Regions from separate parts of the Homo sapiens genome. Here region 1 is linked to region 2. A link is a loop called in an ENCODE intact Hi-C map of the cell type or tissue named here. Cell type or tissue: heart right ventricle. All regions are shown on one strand.

Region 1 (8,000 bases), 410 kb before region 2:
GAGGCAGGAGAATCGCTTGAACCCAGGAGGCAGAGGTTGCAGTGAGCCAAGATCATACCATTGCACTCCAGCCTGGGTGACAGAGCAAGTCTCCATCTCAAAAAAAAAAAAAAGGAAAGAGGTTTAATTGACTCACGGTTCCACATGGCTGGTGAGGCCTTGCAATCATGGCTGAAGGCGAATGAAGAACAAAGTCATGTCTTACATGGCGGCAGGCAGAAAAGCTTGTGCAGGGGAACTCCCATTTATAAAACCATCAGATATCGTGAGACTTATTCACTACCCCATGATTCAGTTATGTCCACCTGGCCCCACCCTTGACACATGGGGATTATTACAATTCAAGGTGAGATTTGGGCAAGGACACAGCCAAACCATATTAGGCAGGGACTTCTTGGCAGAGAGTTGTATATGTTTCGTTGCTGTGGTGAAAGCCTGAACAGGTGAGCGTCCTTGAGATGCCATGTGACTTTGGCTGGCAAGGACTGGCTGGGTGTTCTCCAATTGTGAGCTCAATGGGGAGCAATAGCATGCCTGGCTCACCTCTGTGTGGCCACATGCCCCTTGCTCACAGCAGTGTCTGCCTTCCTTGCAGGAAAATCACCCTTCTCACAGGCCCCAGGCATTTCTGGTAGATTCTATCAGAACAGCCTCTCCCTAGTCCTTTCTTAGCTGCCCAACCCAGCTGCCCCATTGCTGCCTGTATTCCCTGGGTCTTCCCACTTGCCCTGGCAGCAGATCTTAGTTTAGGTTTTCCCAAAAGCAGACGCCAAGACAAGGATGTGGGTGGAGGAAGCTTATATAGAAGGTGACCTTAAAACGTACAAATAACTGAGTAGGGCACGTAAGAGGGGAAGAGAGAAATGCCAAACACGAGTATGTTAATCAGAACAGCAGCTCTGTTTCAACCAGGGCTCATAGCTGGGCCCTCTGAGAAACCACGTAACAACACATCTCAGAATCACCCTTCCCAGTGCAAGGTAGCAAGGGCATTTATCCTATGGCTCCTTTCCCCCTGTGGTTGAGGGTGACCTGTGCAGGAAATAAAAACTTCCAGGCTGTGCTCCTGTGGTGACAGAGGAGAGAGCCTTGGGGCCAGAGATGGCCATCAGTGTGCTAGGAGCTGTCTGTAGCTGCAGATGAATGCAGGTGGGCCAAGGAGCTGGGGGAAGGGGCATCGCTGTCATCCAGAGAGACCACAGAGACAGCAACCCCGCTGTGGGGACACTGGCCACTTCTCTGCGCTGTTGATGTTGCTGCCAATAAAATATTAGCTGCCAGCAACGCTGGCCTGCCTCTTCATGACATACACTTCATCCTCTCATGGGAGCAGCCCTAGCCCTTTCCAAACCTCAGAGCAGAGGTTTCCGAACCCCAGAATGAGGAGGAAGTTCCTTCCTACCCCAGCCAAAAAGTCACCTCATTTCTTGTCCAGGATTACCCCCTTCCAGGGTGATTGATGGAAGAAAGAGCCTTAGGTCTCCCAGAATATACTCTTACTCCATGGCATCAATAAGAAGTCACAGAATCATCCAAAGTTGGGACACATTTCCAAATACCTCAGTTATACAGGTATGTCCATGGTCACCTGGTTATATTTACATTCACAACACCTAGGCAGTAGGCATGACTGAGTGAGAGATGGGATAAGCGATTCCAGGAAGATGCCTATACAACATAATTCATCACTTCATTTGAACATGGCCCACTGCCTGCTTCTTATTGAGGTTTCCTGGCTTGGGATGTCTATGTGAATTTCCTTGTGGTATGTTTCATTTGACTGATCCTTATGTTTGAACATGTACATGTGCTGGGAACAGAAAAGGCCTATTTTCAGAGATGAGAGTCATAAGCTTCCAGGGCTCTTCTTTCTGGTTTTCACAGTAACATGTGACTGAAACAGGATATCATTCTTCAGGCTTGAGACCAAAAGTTTCCCTGTGGCAGTAAAGTTCTGCAGGAGGGTGGTTTTGTTTTGGTGTGTGTGTGTGTGTGTGTGTGTGTGTGTGTGTGTGTGTGTGTGGTTTTCTTTTTCCCTGATAGACCCTAAAGAGTGCATTTTACACTGATCTTAATCAGTCAGATAATAATATCCACTAGGCAAAAACCATTTGGTGTGCTATATGCTAACTGCTGAGTTCAGGAATATAAAAGTAAATGTGTCATATGCTGTCTTGTGGAAACTCACAGCCTGGTAGTATACAGGTCTGTAAGAGATCAAGTAGGAGTTTGGGAAAGGTTTCAGGAAAGAGGGGGTATTTTGGTGTTTGATTTTTGTTGACTTTTTTTTTTTTTTTTTTTTTTGAGATAGGGCCTCACTCTATTGCCTAGGCTGGAGTGCAGTGGCACAATCATAGCTCACTGCAGCCTTGACCTCCCTGGGCTCAGGAGATCTTCCCATCTCAGCCTCCCAGGTAGCTGGGATCACAGGTGTGTGCCACCACACCCAACTAATTTTTGTGTGTTTTGTAGAGATGGAATTTCACCATGTTGCCCAAGCTGGTCTTAAACTACTGGGCTCAAATGATTCACCCACCTTGGCCTCCCAAAGTGGTGGGATTAAAGGCGTGAGCCACCTCACCCAGCCAGAGGGGGCATTTTGAATGGGGCCTTACAGAAAAAGATTCTCAACCATATGAGGAAGGAGAAAGGGCACTTTAGCCAAGACAACAAAAGAGTTTCCAGGAAGCCTCTGTTAATTTTGGTGCTAATGGAGGGAAAATGCTGTAGAGTCCAGGAGCCAGTGGGTAGATGACCATCAGGGTTGGGTGACTGGGATATGAGGCTAACAAAGAAAATGAGACCCAGCTCCCAGGTCGTGGTTTTTAGCACCATTTCCAACAGGAGAAACCAGGACTTCTTGGAGAAATGGCTAATTTTAGACCTGGGGCAGGGAATGTAGATGAGCCTAGAGCATCTTGCAGTACCAAAAAGAAGTGCTAAGAAAAAATATATATACAGGGCCACACATTGAAAATGTCCAAAACCAACCTGAGGGAGCTCCCAGTGGCCAAAGCTGGAATTATTTGGGGGAAAAATTAATAATAGCAGTATTGGATTATAACCCAAAGTCTAAATACCCTTAAATTGATACTGATATAAATAACTGAACAAATAAGCAAATGGGAACAAAAAGACAACTCTGCCTTATAGAATTTCAAATACTTTGTGTAGATATAACCCCTTCAAAAAAGGTGGCAATTAATTCCACAATCCTTGAGTGGCTGAATTTAGTGACAGGCTTCCCATGGTTAGAGTGTGGAAGTGGGGACAGGGTAGGGGGAGGGTGTAATGAAAGGGTACTTCACTTCTGTGGTCTTCCTCCCCAGCCTACCCATGAGAAAAATATAGGAAAAATCAAGCAGTCCTGACCATCACTTCTCAAAACTGTCAAGGTCATGGTAAAAACAATGCAAGTGTGAAAAACCATCACAGAACAGAGGACGCTAAGGAGACATGAAGAAAAGAAGTGGTATCCTAGACCGTTTCCTGAAACAGAAAAAGGGCATTAGAAAAAACCTAGTGAATCCAGATAAGATATAGAGTTAACAGTCATGTACTAATGCCATACATAAATAGCTGTGACATATGTACGATAGTAATGTGAGCTGTTAACAATAGGAGGGGAAACTGAGTTCGGAGTGCATAGGAATTGTCTGTACTGTTTGTAACTTTTCTATAAATCTAAAAACCATTCTAAAATGAAAAGTCTATTTAAAATAAAGGGCTGGGCGCCGTGGCTCACACCTGTAATCTCAGCACTTTGGGAGGCCGAGGTGGGTGGATCACCTGAGGTCGGGAGTTCGAGACCAGCCTGACCAACATGGAGAAACTTTGTTTCTACTAAAAATACAAAATTAGCCAGGCATGGTGGCACATACCTGTAATCCCAGCTACTTGGGAGGCTGAGGCAGGAGAATCGCTTGAACTCGGCAGGCGGAGGTTGCAGTGAGCCGAGATCACATCACTGTACTCCAGCGTGCACAACAAGAGCGAAACTCTGTCTCAAAAATAAAAATAAAAATAAAATAAAATAAAGCTGGGTGCGGTGGCTCATGCCTGTAATCCCAGCACTTTAGGAGGCCGAGGCAGGCAGATCACTTGAGGCCAGGAATTCAAGACCAGCCTGACCAACATGATAAAACCTCATTTCTACTAAAAATACAAAAATTAGTGGGGCATGGTGGTGGGCGCCTGTAATCCCAGCTTCTCAGGAGACTGAGGCAGGAGGATCACTTGAGCCCAGGAGGCAGAGGTTGCAGTGAGCTGAGATCGTACCACTGCACTCCAGCCTGGAAGACAAAGTGAGACTCTGTCTCAAAACAATAAATAAAATAAAGGAAGAAGATGAAGCTCACATTAGAGGACCATGAACTAAGAGTTTTAGACTGTATTGTTTTGGTAGCGGCAACTAGTGGTGCCTTATGAGCAAAACAACACAGTCAGAAATGGGGCTTTAGGAAATAACATAGGAGCAGTATGGGAGATGCTCAGAGAGAGTGGAAGGAACTCCAGCAGAGCATCTCCTCATGAGAAAAGGATAGTGTCAAATAGAGGAGTGTCAGTTTGGATGGGGAAAAGCTTGAAGAGGACCTAGAGATGTAGGGAGAGTAGCTAGAGTAAACCAGGCTGATTCTATGTGGTGGATGTTGAACAGGTATGACTCCATGAACCCCAGGAGGAGATGCATCTTGAAGAGTTTGATCTTGTTTACTTTGAGAGTCACTTTTCTATGCCCTAAAATGCTGGGCTGAAGTGGCAGCTATGCTAAAATTGAAGCAGGAATGAAGAAACAGGAGATCTCAGTTCCAATCTTGGTTTCACCACTAAAACATACCTCTGTTACTCCGATCACTCTCCTGTAAAGTCAGGAAGGTGGCTTTAAAAACCTCTATGGCTGAGCTATTCAATTCAGCAACCAATAGCCATATGCAGCTGTTAAAAGCAATTAAAATGGAACATTCATTTTCTCAGTTACACCAGCTAGATATCAAGTGCTCAATAGCCAAATGTAGCTAGTAGCTACCACGTTGGACAATTAAAAAAATGAACATTGCCATCATACCAGATAGTTCTGCTGAATAGCCCTGCTTGAAGATCCTCCTCCTATAATCTGATTTTAGGATTGTTGATATATGCTGCTATTCTTAAACTGAAAGAGTTATTTTCTCATCTCAAACTCAAAAGTTAGATGAAAGTTTTTTATTATTATTCTTTATAAATAATAGAGAAGCTCTCTAAAATGTCTTACTACATAGAAAAAGGCATGGTAGAGAACGACTGTGTGTGTGTGTGTCAAGGGACACATACAATGTTTGTATGCATAGAATATTTCTCGTAATAGTCATAATAAACTGTCTCTATGAATGGGACTAGGGAACTTGGGACTGCCATGGAAAGGAGACAGTTTTCACAGCTTGAATTTTCTCTGTTTGTATATTATCAGTCTTATTGAAATTGGTTGAGTGCATATGTAAATTTCAGGAGCAAAACTGAATTAACCCATCAGTAGATATCAAATAACATTTGATACATATTTGAACAGTCATTTCAAGTAAAATAGAAAGAGGAAACTACTTAAATATGATAAAGACCACTAAATAAAACCTAACTGAACATATTAAATAGTGAAATATCAGAGATGTGGTATTAGGGACAAATGAGAAATAATGGCTGTTACAACTATTATAAGTGTTTCAGAGGTCCTAATTAATATGATAAGAAAATAGATTTTCATTTTTAGCATTATGGCTGATGACTAGATGTTCAGATAAATCTTATTGGTACCTCATGCTTTAAAAATCTGGATAAGCCTTCAAGAACATATTTTTGTATGGGATGGCTAAACTGGTGTGAAAAGGAAGGAAATTCTTCTGATTCCAAGAACAAGAAGGAAGTATAAATCTAGTGGGATAAGTGCTAATTCCTAATAACCTATCATTCCTAATGGCCTATAGCCTGAAGTTTAAAGGGTCACACATACAGGGTCAGGAGACAAATCTTGGGTAGAGTCTGAGCAAGAAAGAGGGTTGGATTCGAGCCCCCTGAATAGAGCCATGGTCTTGAAAGGGCAACTCTTTCAATGAGTACAAAATTTGTCCCACAGAAAGAGGCAATAAGGATAAATTATCTTAGCCTTGGATGTGAACAGAACAATTAAAAAGAAGTCTGCTTCAGATAACTCCTCATCAAAAGTCTATACTCACACAGATTTAAGGCTAGGATTCACAGTACTTATGTGACTTTAAAAAATCTAAATTGAAATTTTAGTTACAAGTTGTCCCAGGTCACTAGTGCCCCAAGACAGAAGCAAACATATGTCCTTCTTTTAAAGAGGAAGGAACTCTAAACTCAGACCACAAAGAACTCCCAGAGTTAAAATTCCAAGGAATATGACCTCAAAATTAGAAATCACCAAAGACATGAGCGTAAGCCACCATGAGCACTGTCAACAGAAACAATAATCTGTAGATTCATCCCACAAATACTATAAATATTAGAAACTGTTGAGCTATAGACTGGGTATGGTGGCTCATACCTGTAGCCCCAGCACTTTGGGAAGCCAAGGTGGGAGGATTGCTTGAGCCCAGGAGTTCGAGACTAGCATGGGCAATATGGTGAGACCCCACCTCTATTTAAAAAAAAAAAAGAAAAAGAAAAAAAGTGTTCAGTTATAGAATATAAAATGAGTATGTTTAATATGTCAAAATAAATGTTTTTAAAGACTTAAAAATGATAAAAGAACAAGAAACTATTAAGACTGGAAGGTAGATATGAAAAACAACCAAATAGAACTTCTAGAAATGAAAAAGTGTGAATAATAATGAAACTAGAAACCTCAATGGATTAGACACAGCTAAAGAAGGAATTAATGAACCAGAAGACAGCACTAGAGAAATTACCCAGAATCCAGTATAGAAAGACAACAGAATAGAAAACGAGAAAGAGAATTTGAAAACATAGAGGTTAGTCTAAGTAGATGCAACATACATAGCTAACTGGAATTCTAGAAGAAAAGAAAATGGAGTATAGTAAATATTTAAAGAAAACATAATGAATGAGAATTTTCTAGAATTGATGAAAGACATGAATCCTCAGATTCAGGGAGCTCAGTGAATCCCAAATAGTATAAGTAGTGACAAATCTACACCTACACATTTTACAGTGAAACCTAAGAACACTGAAGACAAATGATTAAAAGCATAGAGGAAAAAATCAATTATTTATAAAGGAACAACAGACTGAAAGCTGTCTTTCACAAGGAACAAAAAAAGCCAAAAGATATTAATACTGAAGATATCAAAATACTTTGATGTCTTTAAAGTGCTGACAAAAATGATCAACTTATAAGTTCATACACAGCCAAAAAAACTGTTAGGAGAGGCGGCTTTAAAAAGTTAGGAGAGGCAGCCAGGTGCAGTGGCTCACGCCTATAATCCCAGCATTTTGGGAGGCCAAGGCAGATGGATCACAAGGTCAGGAGATCGAGACCATCCTGGCTAACATGGTGAAACCCCGTCTCTATGAAAAATACAAAAAATTAGCCGGGTGTGGTGGTGGGCACCTGTAGTCCCAGCTACTCGGGAGGCTGAGGCAGGAGAATGGCGTGAACCAGGGAAGCAGAGCTTGCCGTGAGCCGAGATCGTGCCACTGCACTCCAGCCTGGGTGACAGAGTGAGACTCAGTCTCAAAAAAAAAAAAAAAAAGTTAGGAGAGGCGGGGCTCAGTGACTCACGCCTGTAATCCCAGCACTTTGGGAGGCTGAGGCGAATGGATCACCTGAGCTCAGGAGTTCAAGACTAGCCTGATCAACATGGTGAAACCCCATTTCTACTAAAAATACAAAAATTAGCCAGGCAATAGTGGCGCACACCTGTAATCTCAGCTACTTGGGAGGCTGAGGCAGGAGAATCACTTGAGGTGGAGGTTGCAGTGAGCAGAGATCGAGCCACTGCACTCCAGCCTGGGTGATAGAGTAAGACTATGTCTCAAAAAAAAAA
Region 2 (8,000 bases):
TTAGTATGCTGAGCATTATGTCCAGTCTGTACATAAAGGAACCGTGGCTCAGAAACGTTAAATAAAGTTATCAAGCTCTACCTCCAAAAACGGTGACTGTGCCAAAGTTTACCACCACTCTGTATTCTTAACCATGTCACTGTACTTTTGAAGAAATAAAGACAAAGTTCAAAAGTTAAAAACAGCTGCCTGCAAAGTAGGAGCTCCCCAAGCAAGGCCAGACCTCTGAGGGCCTTCCACATTGGGTAGATGGTTACTCTGGGTTTCCTCTGAGTTCCTATTCCAACCCATGGAAAATTGTCTTCCACAAAATCAGTCTCTGGTGCCAAAAAGGGGACCGCTGCTTTAGAGCCTATCTTTCATCATGCTCTAGTGGCAGCAAAGAGGTGACTGATACTAGAATTCTTAGCAGCTGTTTGAGATTTGGGGCAGATTACCGCAGCTCAGCCTCAGTTTCCAGTCTGTCTTAAGTGGACATAACAGGATCGCTGCCATGCTTACTGTGATGATTACATTTAGTAATATCCCTGAACATACTGAGCACTCCACAAATGCTTCTGAACCTGAATGTCTTACAGTAATGTGAAAGGAAATTGAGCCAGAGCTCTGGACAGGGATCAAGCTTGCGAGAATGTGCTCACTAAGTGCTTTGGACTCTACTGAAATTCTAACAGGAGTCAGAATATTTTTCAATTACTTTTGAGATGGAGTTTTGCTTCGTCGCCCAGGCTGGAGTACAGTGGCACAACCTTGGCTCACTGCAACCTCCACCTCCTGGGTTCAAGCAATTCCCCTGCCTCAGCCTCCCACATAGCTGGGATTACAGGCATGTACCATCATGCCTGGCTAATTTTTGTATTTTTAGTAGAGACAAGGTTTTGTCATGTTGGCCAGGCTGGTCTCAAACTCCTGACCTCAAATGATTTGCCTGCCTCAGCCTCCCAAAGTGCTGGGATTACAGATGTGAACCACCATGCACGGCCTCAATTAGTTTTTAAAATCAATTAAACTTTTCATAAAGGTAGTAAATTAATGTGGTCAAAAAATCTCCAAGCATAAGAGAATGGAAGGGAGATGTCCCTTCCTTCTCATTCCTATCCTACCCTTAAGTAGGTAGCCACTGCTACTATTCTCTTATGAGGCTTTGTAGTGATTTTAGTGCATATACAATCTAATATGAATATGTATTCTCCCACCCCACCCTGCTTTTTAAAGAGAGGATGTGATCTAATTTGTGCTTCAGGAACACGATGGCTGCATCAGGTGAGAGCAGGGGCTGGAGGAAACTATACTGTTGGCCAGCTGGTGGCTGATGAGGACCAAACCAGGGCAGGGGCCATGGCTGAGGAAATGGCAGAGGGGAGAGATGTTATGGAGATAAAATTAAAAAGCCTTGTGGATTAATGAGCTGTGAGAAGAGGAGGATAAATGGTAATGACTGGGTGTTGGAGACCAAGGATGCTGATAAGATTTGAAGAGTCCTGGAACAGAGGAGGAAGCAGGATTGCTAAGAACTGACTTGATGATAATGCTTTTGCCTTTCATTCTCAAAATAAGCTTGTTGAAATACCTATTAGAGACAGGAAAGCTCAGAGAGTTTAAGTAACTTCATCTGGGACCTGGCTAATAGATGGCAGGGTTGACTATTTGAACTTTGTCTGAATTTCACAGTGTATGAGAAAATGACACTTACCCCACTATCTGGGAAAATGGGAAGGGCAGGGATTGTTCTCCATTCACAGATGGACATTTGATTTGGGCTCCAGGACAGGAGAGAGTTCCTGAAGGGTCACCTGGGCTTGGTGATGGCAGCCCCTCAGCCAGAAGGAAGGGAGTTTTGCTGCCTGGTGTTCTGGCCCTTATCTTTATTCCAAGGGGCTGGACCTCCTGGACGTGGATGTGGGAGTTAGCAGTCTTCATAGTCAGAGGGAGCCCAAGGTCTCCCCTCTGGGGGACTGGCAGGCCTGTGGTTGAGCCCGCATGGAAGGTCTGTAAATATATCCTGCAGATAACATGATTCTTTCTCGTAAAGGCAGTTGGTCAAACGTGGGCCCAAGGATGATTTAATTTCACATTTTTATACTTCTTTCAATGGCCTAAATTTACAGATCAACTAAAATTCCGTTGTCAGAACACAGATCCTTTCTTGGTTTGGAAAATGTGACCAGGACAGCTCTAAGGAAATATGACATTAATGAGGCCTGTGGAAGAAAGAAGAGGGGGATGGCTGTGCATGGGGGATTAGGTTGGAGACACAAGATAAAAAGCAAGGTTTCAGCCGGGCGCAGTGGTTCATGCCTGTAAACCCAGCACTTTGGGAGGCCAAGCAAGGCGTGTGGGTCACCTGAGGTCAGGCATTCAAGACCAGCCTGGCCAACATGGTGAATCCCCCGCTTCTACAAAAATACAAAAATTAGCTGGGCATGATGGTGGGTGCCTGTAATCCCAGCTACTCGGGAGGCTGAGGCAGGAGATTTGCTTGAACCTGGGAAGCAGAGGTTGCAGTGAGCTGAGATCGCGCCATTGCTCTCCAGCCTGGGCAACAGAGGAGACTCTGTCTCAAAAAAATAAATAAACAAAAATAAAAAAGAAGCAGCAGCAGTAAGGTTTTAATTCCCGATTGCCAGGAGGGTTCTTGCCTTTATCCTGGGCAGGACAGAGAAGGGCACCGGTGTCTCTGGAGGAGCTTCCTAGTTTTATAGTGGCTGCTGAGGCAGTTGCTCCATCTTGGGGTGGAGAATGGCTGTTTGAACAAATCTGGTTCCTGGTCCTTCAGAAAAGAGGCTCCTTCTCTCCTGTAATTCAGGGCTTGGAAGTGATCTCATGCCAGTAAGCCAGGTCACCAGCATCTGTGCAGCTCTGTGTGGCCTGGGCGGAATTTTCACATTGACTGTTTCATTTGACCTTGTAGACAGGCTAGGGTTCATCACTGCTCAGATGAGGAAGCCAGGGCCCAGAAAGGTTAAGCAACTTGCCTCAAGCCACTCAGCTCAAAAATAGCAGAGCCTAGATATTCTAACCCAGGTGTCATTAATGTTCCCATCTCATGCTTCGGAATAAGTGGTCGGAAAGTACATTTGGCCTTCCAGGTTTGGGGAGGAAGGCTGCAGCTGATCTAACGGTTGGCTCTGCTTAGTCCTTGAATGTCTCTCAGGTTTTTCTCATGTTTTTCCAAGCCTGGTCTTCCAGCAGGACGTAGGAGATGGAGTGTCTCCCGGGGAAGGAGATGATGGCTCAGTGTGGAGCACCCCCATGCCCCTCACAGTCCTGAGCCCTTGCCGAGCCACCTGCGAGCCCCTCCCGGCCCAGGGCACACTCTCTTGTGGCAGCAGACATTGTACTGTGTTTCTAAGATGCTCTGGCCACTTCCCCTGTTTCTTCATTACCCTTTGGGAAGGAGGCCACTGAAAGCGTCTGGAAATCCGGGTTCTATAGACATTTCACAGAGGCCCCAGTCAGGCCCCCTCTGCTTTCTTTGGCAGGTCCGCACCCCACGCACCTTCCTGGTTGCTCACTCAGTCGGTGGGCCTTTCAGCTGCACTTCTGTGGGGAAGACACACTCCTGTCTGAGGAAGCAGCAGCCCCTCTGTAGAGATGGTGCTGGGAGTGGGAGGTGGGAAGGATGCATCTCGGTGTGAGATCCCGGAAGGAGGCATTCACTTGCTCCTTGTTTCCAATGATGTTTCTCTCTGGGAAGAACGAGGGGCATGGGATGAAGTGGCATATCAGGGCCAAGTGGCCAGAACAGGGCTGGTGCCCTGGACAGTGAGCTGAGGAGAGAACCCACTTCAGATTCACTTTCTCCTGGGCAGGAACCGTGAGCACAGGCAAGCTCCTGGGCTGAATGTGCGGGAACCTGTCTTGGCTTGGCTCCGCAGCCATTCCCTGTCCCCCCAGGGGCCACCGCAGGCTGCCCAGCCTGCCCTGGGGGGTAGGTGGACAGACATTCCAGGCAGGACCGTGACAAGAAGTAAATGTAGGTGATTTGTCCTTGTTCTGTTCCAGCTTGTACATTAGCATACCTTGACATGAGTTATTTGTCTTGATTTCTTTAAATTCCTAAGTGGATTATAATTTTTTTCTTGGTATTATTTGACAGCAGTCATTTTTCAAGGTTTCACTACGTTCTTCAAATACTTAGAATTTTTGGAACAAATTTAGGAAAAGACTGCCATCTTCAGGTTGGACGGTGCAGTGCAGGACCCGGTGTGTCTGAGGGCACCTCGCAGATGCTGAGGACTAGCAGATTTGTAGGGCTTTTTCTTCCTTTTCCACAAAGATTGAACTGCCTTCATCAGTTCAATACATCTAGATTCAATACATCTAGAATGTATTGTCAGTCCTTTTAAAAAAAAGAGAAAAAAGCCCCAGTGACCACTGTTGGAAGTTGTACTGTTGTGGTTTGTTTCATCTACAGTGATGGACAACCTCCTAGGCTGTCCCCACTCCACTTTTGGGAACAGACTTTGCATGCCTTAGAGGAAGGTAGGAAGCAGGTATCTGGAGAGGGTACTGTGTGCCTGAGGGAAATGCGGACGCCAGACCCCACAAGGCTTCCCCACACTGCCACTACCCTAGCACCGATGGTAACATCAGAACAGAATCGCCTTAATGAGTCTGAAACTTTCCCTGTCTTCATTTATGCTTTAAGTTTTAGTATGTCCAGGTTTTTGTTATCAGAGGGACCGTATTGATTTCACATTATTTCGTCCAAAGTAAAGAAACATCATGATTCTTCCGGAAAGTAATAACAACAGCAAATTACGTGCTATGTACAGTGTTATGTGTTTTCCTTGCATTATCTCATTTAATATTCTTGACACTCCAGTACAGTAGGTACTATTATTATTCCTGCATTATAGTTCTACTAAGTATACATATTTCCACTATGGCTGTGGAAACTGCAGCAGAGAGAGAGGGCTATAATCACTTGCCCTGGATGACTCAGTTAGGAAGTGGTGCTACTGCTCAGATTCAAACCCAGATCCCATCTGACACCACAGTCCAGGTGTTCATCACTCCTCACTGCAGGCTCCCTAAGCAGCAAAGAACAGCAGGGACCAGGAAACAAAGTGACCCATAGAGCAGCTTTGAAGGAAGACGAAAGTCCTTTATTAACCCCCCCCGGGTATCTCAGAAGCCCTTTGCAAGTGAATGGTTGACTTTCGAGGGTTGCATTCACCTTTATTATTATTTGCAACTGCTATGAAGAATAACTGGAGGGATTATAGCAAAACAAAGAGAAAATGGACATTTCTCCAAGTCAAAATAGAAATCCACATATTAAGATGGCATCAGGTACTGCGTGGCATCCTTGATCCAGGTAGGGTTTTACTGGTGCAACATCTTTTTGGTGAACCCTACCTGCAGACAAGCGTCCCAGCTCCTGTCCAGCTGTCCTGAGCGTTTGAGCTGTAGGAAAGCTTTGCAGTCTGACCCGAGCTCCTTTAAAGCCCAAGGAACTTGTGGCTAACACAGAGTAAACATCCTGAAGTAATGTTTTTTGCTTCCTTTTATGGTTCTTTCCCTTCCTCAGAAAAACTCCATAATCTTTCAAGATAGTTTTTGATTGGTGGTTTATTTAATAAAATAATTGTATAAGCCAGATTGAAGCACGTGGCCCATAGGAAAAGCAGTATTCTGCTCCTTCATGGCTCCTCACCTTCCAGTTCTACTTTTTGGGGACCATTGCTTGCAGCCTTTTCAGCCATTTCTTTGTATTAATATATTTACCTCCACATTTCTAAATAACATGCTTATATTGTATATCTCATTCTATTAATTTTAGGCATCATCTGTTGACTTCTTAACATAGAAGACTACGATTTAGTTCTCTAAATTTAGTATATGCCCCCCTCCGTCTTCCTTTCAGTCCCCCTATGTGCTTTTCTCTAAATTTAGTATATGCCCCCCTCCGTCTTCCTTTCAGTCACCCTATGTGCTTATATCACATTAAAAAAAATTAGCATTCAGTTAATTTTACAAACCCATATAAATTTTGCACACAGCGTGGTTAATGTTATATATTGGAACCATTTCCTTAATTGTAAAACGTTTTTTTCTGGGGTGTATGGTTGTCTTCTTAAAAAATTGTTCAGTTTTACATAGCTACACCAATTCACCCTCAAAGTTTCGAGGAGAACTCATACTCTTCTCCAGATGGTGAGATATAAATCAGGTCCGCTCTCTTGGTGACATCCTTCCAGGAGTCCTCAGCTCCACGGATCCACTCTGGACTGGTTGCTGACCTGGCTGGTTTCTTTACCTTTCTTCTATGTTAGGCCCCATCTCTTTTTAAAACGTATTCCATCCTTTTGTAGGAACATACCCTCCTATAGCTCCCTGGGAACAAGTTGCAAGGAAGGTCAGTTTTCTGATACCTTAAATATCTGAAAGAGTATTCTACTTTCATGTGTAATGGATAATTTGATGTTCATTATGGTTTTTGCCTTGGACTTGTGAAACTTTATTCATGTTTTCTAGGTGATTTCCACATATTTTCTCCTTGCTAATGAACAATATGTTTAATGCTGGAGAATAAGGTCATTCTTATAAAAAGAGCAGGTAAATGCTAATTTAGTTCATGTGATATGTAGAAGTGGTGTTGACTGTCTTTATTATCCCCATCTTCTCTGTAGGAATTTATGAGAACATATATTTATTTGGGAAAGATAGAATTCTAAGTATCGAGGTAATAAGCTTGCTCTGTACAGTCACTCTGTAGGTTCTATGAAGATGAGCACTTTGTTGTTAGCTCATGGATTCCTGGTGTCTAGCACAGTGCCTGGCATGTATGATGGATGATAGGTGTGCTGGTTCATTCTATTAAAATCTGTAAAACAGGCAGAGTGAGTACCTTTTCCATCGTTGACCTTGAGATGTTGATAATCAGTTGTGCCTCTACTGAGTGCCTAGGGGACTCTTTTGGAGAAGTCAAAATTAGCCTCCGTTTTGGATATTGAGGAAATCGAGTCTTGGGCCTTGCATATGTGAGTCATTGACATTCGCCCTTTTTCTGCTCATATCTTGATCCCAAATGCCAGTTTTCTTTCCCAAATGCCAGTTTTCTCTTATGAGTATTTGTTTTGTGCCCCATAGAATAGAATTGCCCTTTTTTTGTTTTATGTGCCACCTTCACTTTTGGGGAAACTACCACTGCTGGAGAAGAAACGAGATTTATTTGGGAAGGAGAGAAGCAAATAAATAATCCACCTTGGCCCACTTCCCTTATAAGGAGAACTGGCAAGACTGGAAATAGAGCCTTCACCAAAGGGTTTTTAGAATTCATTTCATTAAAACTTGAACCCAACATACAGATTTCTTCCTTTCAGCCTTCTGGATTTGGGGACAGAGGGATTCCTGACCTACCCAGGTTGAATGAAGGGGAGAGGGTGGTCTGTTTGTTTCAATGCTGTGGTCTCCAGGGCACCTTCTGTAGTACTTTGTATTCTTAGAAACAGAGTCACCACCTCTTGGCAGCAGTGAAGCCACTCAGATGCCAATGGTCAGAGTTTGGTTTCAAGTCACCAGCCTTGTAGAGACAGTGCCCAGTTTCCTTTGGCAAAGACAGCCTGCCCCTTCTCTATTCATTTCAGCCTTGAACACAGAGGTAAATTCCTCAAAATAGAAACCTTTGTGGACTCTATCTGATGCATTTGTGAATCATGTTTGTCACTAATTCTAATTTAACTTCATAGAAGTTTTAAAACGCTGTTTAGTTTTTTTGCTGTTGTTCCTTTCCCAAATCAACTTTCAAAAAACGTTGGTTTAACGGTGTTAGAAAGGCTTAGACATTTTCTTTTGGGGGACAGTGTGATTAATGTTTGCAGCAAACGCAAGGGCTGTGGTGTTGACAGATCCAAGTTTTATTAACTCCAGGACTATTCCTGGATGTGTGACCTCAGGCAAGTCAGTTCATCTCTAAGCTTCTATTTCCTCATCTGTAAAATGATTTAAATTAAATCCACCTCCAGCAGCGTCATGAGGCAAAGATTACCTGA

The links. Hi-C counts contacts between places; a loop is a spot of excess contacts. Peaks named below come from ENCODE experiments on the same cell type or tissue, not always from the same donor. Only the 100,000 strongest peaks of a DNase experiment are listed, where the experiment ranks them.
Region 1: a loop joins it to region 2, with 2.9 times the contacts of the local background. A loop is called at or near these places in 7 of 110 quality-filtered maps.

What each region holds. Positions count from the first base shown.
Region 1 is chr11:12,482,527-12,490,526 of GRCh38, forward strand. All of the region lies in intron 4 of PARVA (parvin alpha), which reads left to right. Among named protein-coding and RNA genes, the nearest start is that of PARVA, 110 kb to the left of the region's middle. In heart right ventricle, a CTCF peak has its summit at 3,009; no DNase peak of the experiment used is centred here; H3K27ac peaks cover 1,926 bases.
Region 2 is chr11:12,890,082-12,898,081 of GRCh38, forward strand. The region is part of intron 9 of TEAD1 (TEA domain transcription factor 1); the gene reads left to right. Among named protein-coding and RNA genes, the nearest start is that of TEAD1-AS1, 29 kb to the right of the region's middle. In heart right ventricle, CTCF peaks have their summits at 4,176 (motif pointing left) and 4,385; DNase peaks (open chromatin) are centred at 4,180 and 7,480; H3K27ac peaks cover 4,112 bases.